2 separate regions of the Homo sapiens genome follow, and region 1 is linked to region 2. Evidence: chromatin loops called from intact Hi-C (ENCODE). Cell type or tissue: gastrocnemius medialis. All regions are shown on one strand. Each heading gives the region's core, and the rest is flanking DNA. Links, peaks and the distances in the headings are about the cores only. Region 1 overlaps LOC105370261 (a long non-coding RNA gene). Region 2 has its middle 8.2 kb from the start of KCTD12.

Region 1 (9,646 bases), core at 1-8,000, 610 kb after region 2:
GACATAATACCCTTCACAGATGGTGGATGTCATTTGATCCTGGCCCTTTCTAGCAAATTCACATATGTCAGCAAATGAGCCTAAAACAACTCTGGGTTTCAAATGCAAAACATTTGTAAATTGCACTGATTCATAATCAGGACAACATAATAAACTACAATCTAGTCATTCTCAGCAGGCCTTATTCAGCAGAAAAAGCCATAGAATGGAGCCAAGAGAGGATGTTGAGCTTGGCTCTTCAGTACCAGGCTTTTGGATATTCAGTTACTTGCCTGTGGAAAGTACTGGAATGACAGCCTTGGAGAAAAAATTCCACATCATTTCAGAACACAGAATAAAAGGGCAGGCTTGCCTGTGACCACAGGGCTCACAAAGAAACTTAGTTCTTAAGGAATCTTCATTTTTCCAACTTGGATCAAACACTTTCACAGTCAACAAGTTATGTCCTCTACCACCCCATCGCCTTCATCCAAGCTGGCTTTATTTATTAATTTAACATCCATTATTATTTATATTTTTGTATCAACCAACTTGAATTCCTATGGCATAAGAGGGGTTGTTTAAAAAAGCAGAACATTTCTATTATAGTTGTTATGTTCAGGTACAATATTATTTCTTTTTACATCCTGAGAGAAGGGGGTGCAGAGTCATATAATGCAGAACCATGGTGGCATTTTAAATGACTTCTCAATTCTCAGTAGGGGTCTTGTTTAAAGTGAGAAGTTCCTTGATAGGACAAGAGCAGAAATAATGCAGAAAATTGGTTTAAACAATTCTGAGGTACATTTATATGAAAGTCATGTAACCGTGAAGCATCAAATTAAACTAAAATACTTAGGGAAAATAAAGTGCCTGAAATATTTGATATTTTCTGCAGCCTTTTATATTTTAAAAGAATAATTCTCTGTTATTCTCTTCTAGAGAAATAAATGGGTCAATCAGTTTTGTCATTTGTGCACTTTGGGGAATTTAGTTAAATAAAAAACGAGTCCCCCACCGAAAAAACAAACAAAAAAACCAACCCAGCTAACGCATCTAACTAATTTGAACCACATAGAATTAGACTATCTCAATATTTCAAAGGCTAAATAACTCAAAGAGTTGTTAAAGTCATACATAATCTGTAAACAAAGGACATAAATTTGAGAGTGACCATCTTTCCACAAAAGGAGCTTTGTAATTTTATACACCACAAATTCACAAGGCTGCTGAATCTGAAGACTTCACTTAGTTGCGATAAACATCCCTCTCTTTTAGTAACACATAACACTCTGCAACTCTAAGAAGGTTCTTGGTTATCCTCCGCATAGTATAGTCTTTCAATTGCTGGATGATTGTTCTTTTCCTCAAAGTAAATACAGATGTTATTGCTGCAGCAATATTAAACTTTGAGCATGATCAAAAACCTTTCCATGAGTGCTAAAATCCTCTGAAAATTGTATGAGTAGGAGGTTAATATATGAAGTACAGAAAAAAACTGATTTTTGTGTGATTCCCTTATATCCACAGCATATAAAACTTTTAAAACTTGAAACACATTCAAAATTATTCAAATTTAACAACAATGACCTAAGATATGGGTTTTCTAATAACTTCTGATATAAAGATCAGGTGAAACATTATCTAACTAATGAAATAATATCTGTGTAAATTATTAAAATTGGGAATATTTTGCTTTGAGATGTTTTAATCATTTCACATTTTTGATTAGTTACTTATATAAAATCTTAATCTGGAATGATTTGAAGTAGCCTAAAAAGATTTGGACACTACATAAAGACAAATTCATATTAAAAACTAAGAGAAACATAATAAGAGAAAAATAAGAACAAATACAATGAATTTCAGAGTGAGAGCCACAAATATTGGAGGGAGTGAAAGCCTACAATATAAAATAGGAAAACATAGAAGGATCATAGTAGCCATAAGTTAGTTAAAAGCAAACCAGTTGATTGGGACAAGCATAAGTATCCCTTTTAATTAGAGAGTAGAAAAATTACTCTGTGTCCTTATGAGAGATCCTATAAGACGGATTTAACTAGTACTCCTCATATCCTCCAAAAAACACAGTACTATGTGTAATTGTATTGTTTCTGTATAATCTACTTTTATGTATGCTGATGACATTACAACAAAACACAGTTCTGTATTATAACTATACTTACTGCCTGTGCATTGCTCTTTGCAATAAAACCCACCTCTGTTCTGGTCTCTCTGAGAGTTCAGCTTAATACAGAGGCAAGTTTTATTGCAAAGAGGAGTGCACAGGCAATAAATACAGTTTACATGGCATTTTTTTGTCTTAAAACATGTTTTATTACTTATCCCTTAATCTCATTTTAGGTGGTAAGCTTCATGAGAACAAACACATCATTATATCCCCAGTTCATAGCAATGCATCTGACACACAGAAGACATGGAAACATTTGTTCCATATTTAGTAAATGCATGATCTTCAGGAATTTAAAAAAATATTGTTCCTCTCCCTCAAGAATTTTATTATTTTCTCTCTGATAAGCACCTGCAGAGGAGGTAATGTATGCGATAGATCCTGTAGAGCTACATGATTAAAATAATCAGTTGGACTCCTTTGAGCTCCTTTCCAATCATGAAGATGATTATAGGTACATTGTCTAAAATTAGATAATGCTTGACATATATACAGCAACAAAGGATCATCTTTTATTAAAATTATGCATTACTAAGCCAGCTTAATCACATTGAGGATCCCTGGGAGCAGGTGTAAAAGATGCATTTCAGAGTTATACCATGCAACAGGAGAGAGAACTGGGGTATTTTCGCACCAACTTTCACCAGTAACTCACTGGCTGAGGCCTACTGCCAGAAGGATGTTAGCTTCTTGGTATTTCTGGCCTGCTCCACTTGAGGACAGAACAGAATGTGATGGCCAGATGAAGTCCTCTGAATTGATATGGCACATGGGAATAGAGGTGGGGCACTGACTGACAGTATTTACTATAATAATATATGTATGTTTCAGAAGACATACATAGTGTGTGTCTTTAAAAAAGTTAGAAAGAATTTGACAACTTCCTCAAATAATACTCTAGACTTTTTCTAGCATCAGGAAGAAACCTGAAAAGGAAAATAGAAAAAAAAAATACCAAAGCCATGTGTTTCTACTATCTATCTATCTATCTATCCATTTACTCCTTTTCCTCCTCCTCACTACCCATTGGGTATTACACAGTGCAGGTTCACACTTGATGAGCATGAAGCAGAAGACTTTCCTGGCACTTAAATGAGACTGATTTTACCCATTTCCCATTTAATTTCTACATTATTATTAATAGTATTAAGAACCACTTTGTTCTCTCCTATTAGAAATTGTTCATGACTTACTCTGGCAACTGTAGCCGAGAACAAGTTTTTGTAATTTAAGCTTTGAACCACAAATATGCATTTTTCTGTATCCAAAAATAGTCTCAATCAAATAAGGTCAGAATAGTGGTTACCAAGCAGTTTGCAAAAGCAAGGACATCCAACTTTCCAGTTTATGGCTAGAGAAGAAGTTACATGTAAAAATAAAATGTGTTTCATTGTTAAGCAAACATTCTCTATTTGGTGTGAGTCAAAAGTGTGGGCCGCTTATCTGCACATATGACTAGCAAAATTCGAGCTACAGAAATTAAAGCCGAAAGCCAAGTTAATAACTTTAAGTGGAAGATAAGGGAAAATGAAAATAAAGGTCCTAAAAAGCTATTTATAAATTAAGCAAGTCTGCTAGACATACAAATCCTTGTTAGAGTGAGTGTGGTTAAGGAAAGCTAGTTAGCTCTCAAGGGTTCCAAAATGACACATGAAAAGGTGATTTTTATCAGTTAAAATAAGGCTTGGCTGTACTAAACACAAATATTGTGACTGATGATGAGAAATACAAGATTGTTCTTTTTCTCTCTCATTTAAAAAAGGTCCAGAAGTGGGCAGGTTAAGGCTGAAGTGGCAACTCCATCTTATCATCAGATCAGGAACCCTGACATCCATCTTTCCACTTCACTATGCTAACATAAAGTGTCTGCTATTTCCATGGTGTTCTTGTAGGCAGTAGCAAATCCATACAGGTCTGCAGCAATTCAATTCTTGCCTCCTTGGAGGAAAGAATTCAGCAGAGAGGCATAAAGCAGAGCGAGAGGCTGAGGCAAGTTTTAAAGCAGGAGTGAAAGTTTATTCAAAAGTTTTAGAGCAGGAACGAAAGGAAGTGAAGTACACTTGGAAGAGGACCAAGCGGGCAACTTGAGAGATCGAAGAGCACCGTTTGGCCCTTGACTTGGGGTTTTTACACACTGGCATGGTTCAGAAGTTTGCATTTCTTTTCCCTTGATTTTTCTTTGGGGTGGGCTGTCTACATGTGCAGTGGCCTGACAGCACTTGGGAGGGGTCGCATGTACAGTGTGTTTACTGAAGTTGGGCACGTGCTCATTTGAGACATTTTTTCCTTACCAGTAGAGTGTTCCTAGAGGAAGGTCATATACCAGTTGAAGTCTTCTTTTTTGTCTCGTACTGTGCATGCTTGAGCCCGTTCACCCAGCTCCTGAACAAGATCTTATCAGGAAGTTGCTGACCACCAGCTTCAGGTGTTTTCTATCTATTAGGAGCCTGCCTTTCCTTGGTGCCAGCTACAACCAATTATTATTTTAGAGAGACTCTTTAACAACTGCCTGACCATCACCTGATGGTCACCTGATATTCCTGGGAGGCAGAGGGGACGGGGAGGGGGGGACCCTCTCCTGTTCTGCTCATGTTTGCTTAGCTACCTACTCTAACATTCTCATGTTTCGAAGTGATGGCTGGATCTCCAATCACTTTGGCATTGCAGGCCAGATGAAGAACAAAAGATAAAGCAAAAAACATCTCCCTCCTTAATAATTTAAATCCATAAACAGCCTTTCTAGAATTTCACATATATGTTTCTGCTGTGGTAAGTACTACTTATTACAAGGCTACAGCTAGCTACAAGGGAATCTAGGAAATACTGTCCATTGTTTTTTTTTTAATTCCAGGTGACAGTGAGACCAGATGAAATGCAACATTTTGTTATTGTAGCAGAAGCGGAAAATTGATTTTTGTTCTAGGTAACTAGAAGTTTCTGTTCTACAACCACATGGAGGTAAGATAACCAAAAATGAAGGGCTTGGATGTGGCCCTCATAAATAGAGAAAAAGGGAATGGACGGGATAGTGCTATTCCTTACAAATGTTGAACAACAAAAGAACACTCATTCTCCCTCCCCGCTATTCATGACACCACAAAGTATACCCAGTTTAGTGTTATGTGTTTATGGTGAGTTGACTTTACCAGATATTTTGCTGATAAATTTACCTCTTGAGCCAACCATATGACATAGGTACTACTTTCTCCATTTTATAGATGGAGAAGTAAACCAAGGAGTTGGCAGAGTGGCTCATGCCTGTAATCCCAGCACTTTGGGAGGCCAAGCTGGGTGGATCACTTGAGGTCAGGAGTTTGAGACCAGCCTGGCCAACATGGTGAAACCACATCTCTACTAAAGATACAAAAAATTAGCGGGGTGTGGTGGTGTACACCTGCAGTCCCAGCTACTCAGAAGGCTGAGGCAAGAGAATCACTTAAGCCTGGGAGGCAGAGGTTGCAGTGAGCCAAGATCGCGCCACTGCACTCCAGCCTAGGCAAAAGAATGAGACTCCGTCTCAAAAAAACAAAACAAAACAAAACAAAACAAAAAAAAAAACTAAACCAAGGACCTGGGATTAGAATTGGTAAAACCATGATTTGGGCCCAGACATTTAAATCCCAGAGTCTTATTTTTCACCATTGTGCTGTATTATGTTCCTTTTAAAAATACCTTTAACAGAACCAAGACCACGGTGGAATACCTGAGACTTATATGCCCTGGCACCACAAAACTCAATAGACAAAATCAGCAATATTTTTATAAAATATTTTTAAAATAAATATTAGGCAAAATTCATGATAAAATAACTATTAAAGGTATAACAGATTGAGGCAGGAAAATAAATATTCCATAATTTTTGATTTTATGACAAGAGAAAGATCGATCCCATTTCTTAAAACTTGCATGTCACCTAGAACAGCATTTCTCAATAACACCACTATTGACATTTTGGGCTAAATAAGTTTTTGTTGTGGGGCAGAGGAGTGCTGTCCTGTGCATGGTAAGATATATAACAGCAGCCCTAGATGCTGTGGATTGGGTACTGATAGCACCCTATAGAACTGTAAGAACCAAAAATGTCTCCAGACATTGCCAACTGTCCCATAGGGGACAACTTCACCATGGCTAATAACCATTGACCTATATGCATCACATTTTTTTTTCTTTTGGATTGTTAAAAATAATTTTAAGTCTCTTGAAAACTGCACACATTTTTCATAATAGTCATCCCAGAAATATGGTAAATGACTTTATTTGTGATAGGTTTATTTATACAAGCACACCAAGCGTATGTAATGAGTTCAACTTTTGCTTATTGTAATTTACATAGTCCTCTACAACTCAATTATTGGCTATTTGAAAAAGACAGAGGAGCTTAGATGAGTTGAAGTTAAATTTTTGTAATAGCACTACAGGTTAAGCATTCCTAATCTGAAAATCCCAAATTTGAAATGCACCACACCTGACCTCATGTGACAGGTCACAGTCAAAACATAGCAAAAACTTTGTTTTAACACATACAATTATTTAAAATATTGTATAAACTTACCTTCAGACTATGTGTACGAAGTGTATATAAAACTTAAATGAACTTAGGTCCCATCCCCAAGAGACCTCATTGTGTTTATGCAAATATTCCAAAATCCGAAAATAAATGAAACCCAAAACAATTCTGGTCCCAACTATTTTGGATAAGGGATACTCAACCTGTATTGTTCTCACAATAAGAAGCAATTAACTTACACATCTTTCTTACCTCAAACATTCTTGTTATTCATAAGGAGTTAAGATACCTTGCCTTCATTAAATAAGCAAACAAATGAGATACACAAAAAGTAGCAGGGAAGGGCTGAACAAGAAAGAGGAGAAAGATTATGAGGGGCATGGAGACCCCAGGATAGTACACAGGTGCACATAATCATTCCTACTTGTGTGATGGTAAGAATCCAAATGGGGGTGAAGGATAAAAGACTACAAATTGGGTTCAGTATATACTGCTCGAGTGATAATGGGTGCACCAAAATCTCACAAATCTCCACTAAATAAGTTACTCATGTAACCAAATACCACTTGTTCTCCAAAAACCTATGGAAATAAAAAATTAACAAACAAACAAACAAACAAATGTAAATGGACTTTGGAGCCTCACTGATCTTGCTTTGAATCTTGACTCCTTCTTTTATTAACTGTATGATGTTGGCTAAGTTACTAATTTCTTTGCAAAGTACGCTTAATAATTTAAGCCTCTTATGGGGTCTATGGATATTAATTAAGGGAAAAGTATCTAGAACTGTGCCAGATAAGCAATGCATATTAGTTTCCATTATCTTTTTCTGTTTATGTTTAGATGATTTATTTCTTCATTTGGTTTATAATACATATTCATAAGCTCCTGAAACCTAGGAATGTGATACAGGGCAACATGTTTTCTATGCAAAATTTCACTGCAACAAAATAATGCAGGTGGGCCATGAAGTTGGTCTTGTTTGTGCTTCTTTGATCCTTACGTTTCCCTGTAATTCATCAATTCCTGAGTACAATTGCCCTGTTCCCGAGACCACTGAGATAAGTAGATTTGATACCAAATGATTATATCAGACTTCCAGAAATCAGGTTGGTGGGGTGAGCTGCCTCAATATTAATGTTTGCGTTAAAATAAAACTACCCCATCCCTAGTTTAGATAATACTAAATTTGTATTTTTTGTTACATAAAATTAAAATGATAGGTAAATATTATTTATAAAAATATTTGATGTTTTTCACAATGAATGTCTCAATGGCCCATTTTTTTTCCTTTTCTCATATTGAGATATCATTAAGTTATCCCTAAAGTGTTCTTTAGAGACTTTCGATGGGAAATAACTCTTCTGTGTAGCATCCATCTTTTTGCAGTTTTTTTACACACTTTTCACTTAATGTTGAATATTGTAAGCCAACGTTATTTGACAATGTCTATCATTCTCTTTTCAGATCCTCTTTTTGAAGTAAAAATAGTGAAATAGCTTTCTTTTTAATAATGCACTTAATTTTTTTTTTTTTTTTGAGACAGGCTCTCTCACTTGGTTACCCAGACTGGAGTGAAGTGGTGGGAACACGGCTCACTGTAGCCTCAACCTCCTGGGTGCAAGTGATCTTCCTGCCTTAGCCCCCCAAGTAGCTGGGATGACAGGGGCTCCACCATGCCTGGCTAATTTTTCTATATTTTGTAGAGACAAGGTTTCACCATGTTTCGCAGGCTGAAATACACTTTTTCAAAATAAAAAATTATGCTATTTCCATGAATAAAGAGATTTCACAGAATGGCTAAAACATCTAGCAATTAAAATAATACTATTTCTCCACAACGTTCAATTTAAATAACCCGTCAAACTCCTTTCAGTGAACTTAAATTATTCACAAACAAGGAATTTTTAAAACCACATTTATTGAAGGAAACCATAAATAAGAAGCTCAATTTCGTTGTGTATCCAATGCATTTAATGAATCTACAAAGTGTAGATAGCTATTTCACTTGGGTTTTTGCTGCATGAGAGACTATAAAATGCACATCAAAAATACTCCCCAGGACAATCAGAAGAATTTTATTATTGGAAACGAGAGAGAACACTGTCCTAGAACCTTAGATGAGTAGTGCATGAAACAATACAAAAGCAGAGATATTACTACTTTCTGTTGCAAGTTGGGCAATCAGTGAAGCAGACTCTAGGATGAAAGTTAACATGGAGGAGGATTCTTAGGAAGCACTCTTGGGATCAACACCTGTGGAAATGAAGAGAAAGAGGCAGGATTTGGCAGAGGAAGATGTTGGGCTGTGATGCAGTCACAACGAAGGCCGTTAGCCAACCATATTGAATCAAGGGTGGTCCTTAACAGTTTTTAAGAATTAAAGGAGAAGACAGAGCCTTTACATTCTTATGTCCAGTAGTTATGACCTTGGGCAAGATAGCACTCCTCAGCAGAGGCAATTCAGAAGAGGGCTGATAGCTGAGGTCTGGATGCCAGTGGCACACTCAGAAACTGCGGCGATATGTACTTTATTCCTGAAGGAGAATCTAGGTGGCACATCTTAGTATTTACTGCTGCTGTACTGTTTTTTCCTTTCATATATTTAGATTCAGGGAGTACATGTGCAGGTTTGTTATATGGGTATATTACATGATGCTGAGGTTTGGGTTTCTAGTGATCTGTTCACCCAAGTTGCAAACATAGTACTTGATGGGTAGATTTTCAACCTTTGGCCCCCTCTTTCTCTCCCTCTTTTGGAAGCTCTGGTGTCTATTTTCCCATCTGTGTCCCTGTGTGCCCAGTGATTGACTCCCACTTGTAAGTAAGAACATGTGCTATTTGGCTTTCTGTTTCTGCATTAATTCGCTTAGGATGGTGACCTTCAGCTGCATCCATGTTGCTGCAAAGACCATGATTTTATTCTTTTTTATGGCTGCATAGTATTCCGTGGTGTATATGTAGCACAT
Region 2 (9,648 bases), core at 1-8,000:
CAGGAGTTTCTCTGCACAAGCTCTCTCTTTACCTGCTGCCATCCATGTAAGATGTGACTTGCTCCTCCTTGCCTTCTGCCATGATTGTGAGGCCTCCCCAGCCACGTGGAACCGTAAATCCAGTAAAACTCTTTCTTTTGTAAATTGCCCAGTCTCATGTATGTCTTTATCAGCAGCAGGAAAATGGACTAATATAGTAATTTGCTACCAGGAGTAGGGTGTTACCGAAAAGATACTTGAGAATGTGGAAGTGACTTTAGAACTGGGTAATACGCAAAAGTTGGAACAGTTTGGAGAGCTCAGAAGACAGGAAAATGTGGGAAAGTTTGGAACTTCCTAGAAACTTGTTGAATGGCTTTGACAAAAATGCTGATAGTAATATGTACAATAAGTTCCAGGCTGAGGTGGTCTCAGATGAAATGGGGAACTTTTTGGGAACTGGAGCAAAGATGACTCTTGCTATGTTTTAGCAAAGAGACGGGCAGCATTTTGCCCCTGCCCTAGAGATTTGTGGAACTTTGAACTTGAGAGAGATGATTTAGGGTATCTGGCAGAAGAAATTTCTAAGCAGCAAAGCATTTAAGAGATGACTTGGGTGCTGTTAAAAGCATTTATTTTTATAAGGGAAGCAGAGCATAAAAGTTTGGAAAATTTGCATCCTGACAATGTGATAGAAAAGACAATCCTATTTTCTGAGGAGACATTCAAGTCAGCTGCAGAAATTTGCATAAGTAATGAGGAGCTTAATTTTAATCCCCAAGACAATGGGGAAAATGTCTCCAGGGCATGTCAGAAGTCTTCACAGCAGCCCCTCCCATCACAGGCCTGGAAGCCTAGAGGGAAAAAGTGTTTTTTTGGGCCAGGCCCAGGGTCCTCATGCTGTGTGCAGCCTAGAGACTTGGTGCCCTGCATCCCAGCCACTGCAGCTATGGGTGAAAAGGGCCAACACAGAGCTCACAACACAGAGCTTAGAGGGTGCAAGCCTCAAGCTTTGGTAGCTTCCATGTGGTGTTGATTCTGCGAGTGCACAGAAGCCAAGAATTGGGGTTTGGGAACTTGTGCCTAGATTTCAGATGTATGGAAATGCTTGGATGTCCAGGCAGAAGTTTGCTATGGAGGGGGTCCTCATGTAAAATCTCTGCTAGGGCAGTGCAGAAGGAAAATGTGGGGTAGGAGCCCCCATACAGAGTCTCTACTGGGGCACCACCTAGTGGAGCTGTGAGAAAAGGGCCACCATCCTCCAGACCCCAGAATGGTAGGTCCACTGACAGCTTGCATTATGTGCCTGGAAAAGCCATAGACACTCAACACCAGGCTGTGAAAGCAGCCAGGAGGGAGGCTGTACCCTGCAAAGCCACAGGGGTGAAGCTGACCAAGACTATGGGAACCTACTTCTTGCATCAGTGTGACCTGGATGTGAGACATGGTGTCAAAGGAGATCCTTTTGGAGCTTTAAGATTTGACTGCCCTGCTAGATTTCAGACTTGAATGGGCCCTGTAGCCCCTTTGTTTTGGCCAATTTCTCCCATTTGGAATGGCTGTATTTACTCAATGCCTGCATCCCTATTGTAGCTAACAAGCAACTAACTTGCTTTTGATTTTACAGGCTCCTGGGGGGGAAGGAACTTGCCTTGTCTCACATGAGACTTTGAACTATGAACATTTGAGTTAATGCTGAAATGAGTTCTCTCATTTCATTCATGTGGCCTAGAAATATAAAAAAAATTTTCTTGTGTCATGAATGCATAAAATGTATGTCAATACAAGCCTATTAGATGATTTGCTACCATAAAATTTACACAAAGCTATTATAAAAAGGTAAATTGCATCAAAATTTATGTATATACTTACTGACCAAACATGGCACCACTGCAGTTGAGAGAATTATAAACAAACATGCAGTATTAAATTATAACTGCACAAAATTAACTGTAGCACATACTATACTACTATAATTTCATAGCCACCTCCTGTTGCTATTGTAGTGAGCTCAAGTGTCAAAAGTATCCACTTAAAATGCCATGTAATGCTACTCATCTCTGCATGAGCAGGTCATAACTCTGGTAAATTATGTGTCACAATGAAAAGTGATCTCTCATGTTTCCTGTGTATTTTTTTTAACATGTTTTAATGCAATAGCATAAACCTTGAATAACACATGACACCCATACAAACTGCCACTAGTGATGCTGGAAATGCTCCTAAGAAGCAGAAAAAAGTCATGACATTACAAGAAACAGTTAAATTGCTTGGTGTGTATTATAGATTGAGGTCTGCAGCTGTGGTTTCATTTCAAGATAAATGAATCCGGTATAAGGACCATTGATAAAAAAAAAAAAAGGAAAGAAAGGAGAGGAGAGGAGAGGAGACTCATGAAGCCACTGCTGCAGCTATGCCAGCAGGCATGAAAATCTTGGACTTTTTGCAAAATACCTTTTTATCTTGAATTGAAAATGCAGCTTTTCATGTAGATACAGAATTGTTATAAGAAAGGCATATCTATAAACTCTAATGTGATTCAAGAAAAAGCAAAGTCATGGTATGACAACTTAATAAAGGAAGGTGAAGGATCTAAAGCTGAAGAACTTAATATCAGCAAAGGATGGTTTGATAATTTTAGGAAGAGATTTGTTTTAAAAATATGAAGATAACAAGGGAAGCTGTATCTGCCAACCAAGAAGCAGCAGACGAGTTCCCAGACACCATTAAGAAAATCATTGAGAAAAGAAGGATATCTACCTGAACAGGTATTTAATGCAGACAAAAGTGCTCTATTCTGGAGGGGGCAGGGAATCCACATAGGACATTTCTTAGTAAGGAAGATAAGCAAGCACTAGGATTTAAGGAAGGAAGGGATAGGTTACCCCTACTGTTTTGCACAAATGCAATTGGATTTATGATTAGGACTGCCCTTTTTATACAGCTGCTAACTCCCAAGCCTTGAAGGGAAAAGGTAAACACCAGCTGCCAGTCTTTTGGCTGTACAAGAAGAAGAGCTGGACAATGAGAACACTTTTTCTGGATTGGTTCCATCAGTGACTTTGTCCCTGAAGTCAGGAAGTACCTCATCAATAAGGGACTGCCTTTTTAAAGTTCTTTTAATACTGGACAATGCTCCGGCCACCTAGAACCCTGTAGTTCAACAATGAACACATTGAAGCAGTCTACTCACCCCCAAAGACAATGTCCCTAATTCAGCCTTTAGGTCAGGGGGTCCTAAGGACTTTTCAGACTCATTAAACATGTGCTATGGTCTAAATGTTTGTGTCCCCTTCAAATTCCCATGCTGAAACCAAATCCCCCATATAATGGTATTAAGAGGCGGTCTTGGGAGGTGATCAGGTTCTCATGAATGGGATTAGTGCCCTGATAAAAGAGGCCTGAGGGAGCTTGTTTGCCTCTTCCACTATGTGAGGACATAGAGAGAAGGAGCCATCTGCACACCAGGAAATAGACCCTCTCTAGACACCTAATCTGCTGATGATTTGATTTTGGACTTCTCAGCCATGAGAACTGTTAGACATACATTCCTGTTATTTATAAGCCACCCAGTTTATGGTATTTTGTTAGAGCAACGTGAACAGACTAAGACAAGCTGCCACACTGCCTCCAGTAATACTCTCTTCTAAGCTATTCTATGCTAAAATTTAAAAAATCTTGCTATTACATTGTTTTTGGATTCTTCACAAGCTTGCTTATACTCCTTCAAATATACTCTTGCCTATTAAGATAACTCTTAAGCTTGTGATGCCTAGACTTAAAGATATGTGAATGCTAGGTGTAGTTTTACTGTCAGTTATTGTGTTTTTACTATCACATCCTCAGCTTGGATCTGTAAGAGGAAAGATTTGACATAAATAATTTATAAGGTCCTTTCCAATGTTGAAAAGCGATTGTATTTGGTGTTTGTACCTGTGCATGTTACAGTCATGCCACTGTATTGGCTTCTTAAACTTGCAGTAGATGCAGACTCCCAGGTCACTTTTCATGTAAACTGCTCGACTGTGTCATAAGCAATTGCATAACTTTACCTTTATACTTACTACATCCTCTCTTATTTGCTTCTCTTTCTTGCTGAAACCTATGTGGATAATTTTGAAAGTTAATTCCATATTTGTTTGGTTAGTTAGCCCACTAAGCTCTGTGTAACTATACATTTTATTAGCATAATTCCCACATGTTAATTTAATTTACTGATAAAAATTCAATAGAAAAAAGCTAAAACAGAATCTTTCTCCTAACCCGTTCTCTTCAGTTACGCATTGTTTCATTCATCAATAATCTTTGAATGTCTGTTTTTATCAACCATGTCTCCATCTAATTGATATTATTGTCCAGCACACATTTCTCTATCTTATCCAAAAAGATCATGAATGAGCTGTCAGATACCTTGCCAAAATATAATATACTTATGTCTACAGTATTATCACAATGCTGAGATATTAGCAATGCTGAGGAAAAGTGTTTTGTTTGACCTGACTTACTTGAGGTCAGCTTTGTATAGTATCTTTCCTGTTTCTCTAGAAACCTCTGACTCATGCAGGAAGGTAACTTCCCTCCCTATGATCTTCACCTGTGGCATGTCCCTGCTATTTTACTAGTCACTTACTTTGATATTGTACAGGTTCTCATGGGCCAAGGACCTGTGGAACCATCCATAACTTCTGGCAAGATCAGGCACATAGCAGGTGCTCTATAAATATTTGAAGGGATGTTGAATGCAATGTAAAGGGGAGCTAAACTTGCACTGTTGATACTTCTTCCAGTAAAATCTGTTGCAGCCATGCAAAACTTCTGTTTCCTTTGCAGTGTGCACACGTTCTTCCTGTTGTGGAGCCACTGTCGCCTGGAAGCTAGGGGGAAACACCATAGCTGTGGTTTGGGATGGTGCTCTTGCCCTCTTTAGGCTCAGTTCCTCAACATTTCATGGCTTAAGTCCCTGGGTTTAGAACAGAGAAAAAGTCATTGTCTTTGGATTTTAAGGATACCTGGAGTTTTTAAGGCCCTCTTTAGAACACTTCTGCTCACCCCTACCCAGCCTTTACCTCCTAGAGGTTGCCAATAGCTGAACTTTTAGTTACGGAGATAAAACTATGCCAACTGTACTTTGAGTTGCAAAGTCTAGGATGAGAAATAAGCCCTGGAATTGAGGGTTCCCAGCTGTCTAGATTTTGACTAAATTTTCCAACCAGAGAGTAAATTTGTGTTAGATGTGACTGACTCCTAGGAAGAAATGGGGAACTGCTGAGGAAGTGCCATTTACCCTGTCCATTTTAGTTACTGTTAAAGAGACATCATCTAAGAGAGAGTGATAAACAGATTGAAGAATGAGGTAAGCAAACTCACCAAGGAACTCTGAATTATAGAAGTGCAATGGCAATGGGGGAATGAAAGGGTGGGAGCAGAAACCTACATGCATGATGTCATGATGTATCCGTTATGTGCCAGACATTGTGGAAGAAAATGCTTTGTATCATCTCATTTAATCTCACAAGAGTCCCATGAGGTTGGTATTTTTGCTCCATTTTAAGATAAATATCTGAAGTTTAGAATATTTAAATAACTATGACCAATATCTGATTTTAAATAAAACCAGGAGAAGGATACAGGTTCATCAAACTCTAAAGTGTATGATTTTCCCATCTATATTTTACTGTAGGAAAAGAAATGTATTTTTTAAAAGTAAATTATACCAAGTAATGTAAATTTAAAGTTTAGCATGTTTTGAGGCAATTTTCTTACTGTGAAATATTATGCATATTTCTTTAGTAACTGGAAAGCAAATTGGGGAAATATATTTTTCCCCCTTAATTATATCAAATAAATGATCTTACAATTACATAAGAAATCAACCATTACAGTCTAGCCAGTGGCTTGGCTTCTTGTGCAAACCTCACAATAAAATATGCAGACTTTCTGGAACCACATATTAAAATCTCTGCAGTTGAATCAGCCCTTCTTTCTAAGTAACCTAAACTCAATGCTATTCAGCATATTAGAGAACTCTAGGGATGAGATCTTTAAAACCCAATGTCAAAAGGTGAATACCCGATGATCATCACCTTAGTTTCATTCATGAAAACTGGCTTTGTCCTAATTTATTTTCAGGCATGTGGGTCTGTCCTGCAGTGAGGTGCCCTGTTTTAGAGCCCTAGAAAGATATCAACTACAACTTTAACATAAGTATAAAATAATAGGGTGATATTCTTGTGTAAATTGGCTTTGAAGAAAATTTCCAAACAAATGTACCAAAAATGGTGAGTGATTCCAGCATCCCTCAAAGGAGTATATAGTCTTCAAGGTGATTATTTTGAATGACAACCTTCATTTGGGTGTTAAATGGAGCTGATATGGCTGCTGAAGAGTTCAAAGAGCATGGGATATGAAATCAGGAAGCATCCACGTGCATCCCAGCACTGCATCCCAGCCACCTGAGAGGAGGTGTGAGTCACCTAACCTTTTTGAGTTTCTTTCTTCATTTGGAACACAGGTTGGTTAACACCTCACAAAATTGTGATAATTAAGTCAACCTGACAATATGAAAACACTCGAAACAGAAAAACACTAGAATGTGATTAGAATGTGATAACTTATATATAGTTCCTCTCTAAATTTAATATCATGATTGGAAACCAAGACTTTCAAATTCTTATGAAACATCAGTGATGTTAATAATTAGTCTTAGTCAGAAGTTCCAGAATCACTCAAGTGATGAGGGCCAGCTATTTTTGTGTTCAGTTTGATATGCAAAGCCACAAGTAGAATGCACTTGTTCAATTTTATGAGCCCCAGAAGACCAGTGGATACTGCTTGCTTTGGGAAACTGGAACCTAGATCTCAGCAGTTTCCATGGATTCACTTTATCCTTGTCAAGAGTTAATGAGATCAGAATAAAGCCAAATGAACATGCTAGGAACTTGGTGCTTTGCAAACCGTAATGATATTTGAGAGAGCCAGAAATAAAATCTTGTTTATTTTGTGTACAGGACTGAATTAGGGAAAGATTAGGACAATAGTGTGTCAGTTCTATCCAGGGGCTCAAATAGAGATTCTTATTTGGGTAAAAGTACACATGGATACAAGGAAGGGAACAATAGACATTGGAGCCTACTTGAGGGTAGAGGTTGGATGGAAGGTGAGAATCCAAAAACTACCTATCAGGTACTATGCTTATTACTTTGGTGATGAAATAATCTGTACACCAAACCCCTGCGACGTGCAATTTACCTGTGTAACAAACCTGCACAGGTACCCATAAACCTAAAATAGGTTGGAAGGAAAAAAGAAGGCAGAAAGAAGAAATAAGGGCCAAGGACTTGACTCTTTCTTAACCCTAGTTCTTTCAGGGTGGCTACTTTGAGTTTCTGGTTACCAGTACTGCGGAACACAAGCACGTAGACTTTAGAGTAGCATTTCTGCCCCCAGCAGAGATAAAGAGCTGTGTTATCTTGGTCAAGTTACCTTACTTCTCTTTGCCTTGGGTTTCTCATCTGTAAAGGGGGAAAATAATATAACTTACTTCTTAATACATGTAAAGCACTCCTAGAGGAAAGGGGATTTAAAATGCAGTGTTTAAAAGCACAGATTCTAAGGCTACACTGCCTGGGTTCAAATCCCAGCTCCAGCACCTATTTGCTGTATGATCTTGGGAAAATTAGTTCACTGTGCCTCAGTTTCTCATCTAAAACTTGGGTAATAGCACCAACCTCATAAAGTTATTGTTAGGATTAAATGAGTTCATACATGTATAGTTCTATAAATAGGGCTGGCTCATAGTAAGTACTCTATACATGCTTGTTATATTATTTGTTTCCTGGATAAGCTCCAAACACCATCTTAAGGGTATAGAAATATCAACATTGTTAACTTTTGTTTCTTTGTTTGGTTCTATAAATCATAAAAATCATACTCTAGAGATAATCATACAATGTTGGGATATTCTTTACTGTCTAGACCTGTTTTTTTTTTTTGTTTGTTTTGTTTTTTGAGATGGGGTCTCGCTCTGTTGCCTAGGCTGGAGTGCAGTGGTGCGACCTTGGCTCACTGCAACCTCTGCCTCTCAGGTTCAAGCAATTCTCCTGCCTCAGCCTCCTGAGTAACTGGAATTTAGACCTAGTATTTTGGCAGTGTACCCTATATAACATTTTGTTCTCTTTTCTTCAGGTTAAATATTGTCACATCTTTTACCAAATCTTTATTAAGATCATTTTGCCTCCGGATTCACTTAATGTTATTCAATTAATCTCTCCTTCTAAATGCAAAAAGTCAATGACTTCTAAAGCCTGCATGGAGAAAAGATTCACACATATTAGGAGGATGACAAATGGAATAAATATTTATTCAGGATAATTTCTGATTCTGCCTCTCTTCCCCTTTCCCCATAGTGTTCATTTTAATGTTTCTGCCATTCATTTGTTCATTCAGTATTTATTGGGAAGACTTGTCAAGCACCATGATAAGTGGTGGAAAATAATGATTCTGACACTTGAATGGTGTTTTACAATGTACAGATCATTTTCACATATATTAAATTCATTCAATTCTCAAAGGCACTCACTTCATTTCACCAGTTCTTCCTCCCCTTTAACTTTATATTTCTCTTCATGTTCCTCATTCCTTTCCTTAAATCTTTGGTATGCAGAATACAGTAGTCTCCTTTCATACAAAGGGTATACATTCCAAGACCCTCAGTGGGTGACTGAAACCGTAGGTAGTACTGAACCTGATTGCTGTCCATTGGAACATGTTTCTCTTCATGTCTTCAATCCACAAGTTTAATGCCTTTTCCATTTTCACTACACACTTATCATGCACTCTGTGCCATACGTTTTGTGTTTGGAGGTGTGACAGCAAAACTAGCACAAATTTTTCCTTCATAATTTCACAGAAATTTCACAATGTCTACATTCTTATCATAGATCTTAGCAACCTTGGGATGTAACTTTTTTTTTCTTATTAAATTGAGAACTTTCACCTTTTCACTTAAAGGCAGCATTTTATGGCTTCTCTTTGGCATATCTGAATTGCCAGCATCACTACTCTTGTAATTTGTGGCCATTTATTAAGTAAACTGAGTGTTACTTGAACACAAGCACTGTGATAGGGTGATACTAAGACAGTTGATCTGACAGCTGAGATGGCTACTAAGTGACTCATGGGTTGGGAGTGTAGAGGTGTGGATATTCATGTCCAGGGCAAGACGAAGCAGGACAGTGGGAGATTTCATCACACTACTCTGAATGGTGTGCAATTTTGAATTTATGAATTAGTTATATTTCTGGAATTTCCATGTAATATTTTCAAACCACAGCTGACCATGGGTAACTGAAACCATGGTAATGGAAACTTTGGATAAGAAGGATTACTGTGGGGAGTGGGAGGGGAAGCTGGTTTGAAGAGAAGGCAGTAGGTGGGGGAGAAGATGCAAATGAGATGAGAATGTAGGTCCAGAGATGTTTCCAGTATCCTCCACTTTAGGATCAAAGGACAGGTTACTTGCAGGCACACTGTATCTTATTCAGGAAAATACAAAGAGTTACTTGAAAAGGAGCAATGACCATCAATTAGCAATGACCATCATTAGAAACTGGTTTGAGACTAAACACAGGGCTAGTGGGTTTCCAAATCCTCCCCAATCCCTTGCAATCA

Evidence for each region. Hi-C counts contacts between places; a loop is a spot of excess contacts. Peaks named below come from ENCODE experiments on the same cell type or tissue, not always from the same donor. Only the 100,000 strongest peaks of a DNase experiment are listed, where the experiment ranks them.
Region 1: it touches region 2 in a loop (4-fold over the local background); 1 of 110 quality-filtered maps calls a loop at or near these places.

The regions. Positions count from the first base shown.
Region 1 is chr13:76,280,250-76,289,895 of GRCh38, reverse strand. It overlaps LOC105370261 (a long non-coding RNA gene), which reads right to left. Exons shown (of 3, transcript XR_942092.3): 3 at 8,629-8,933. Among named protein-coding and RNA genes, the nearest start is that of LINC00561, 350 kb to the right of the region's middle. In gastrocnemius medialis, for the core only: no CTCF peak of the experiment used is centred there; no DNase peak of the experiment used is centred there; H3K27ac peaks cover 591 bases.
Region 2 is chr13:76,889,799-76,899,446 of GRCh38, reverse strand. No RefSeq gene overlaps it. Among named protein-coding and RNA genes, the nearest start is that of KCTD12, 8.2 kb to the right of the region's middle. In gastrocnemius medialis, for the core only: no CTCF peak of the experiment used is centred there; no DNase peak of the experiment used is centred there.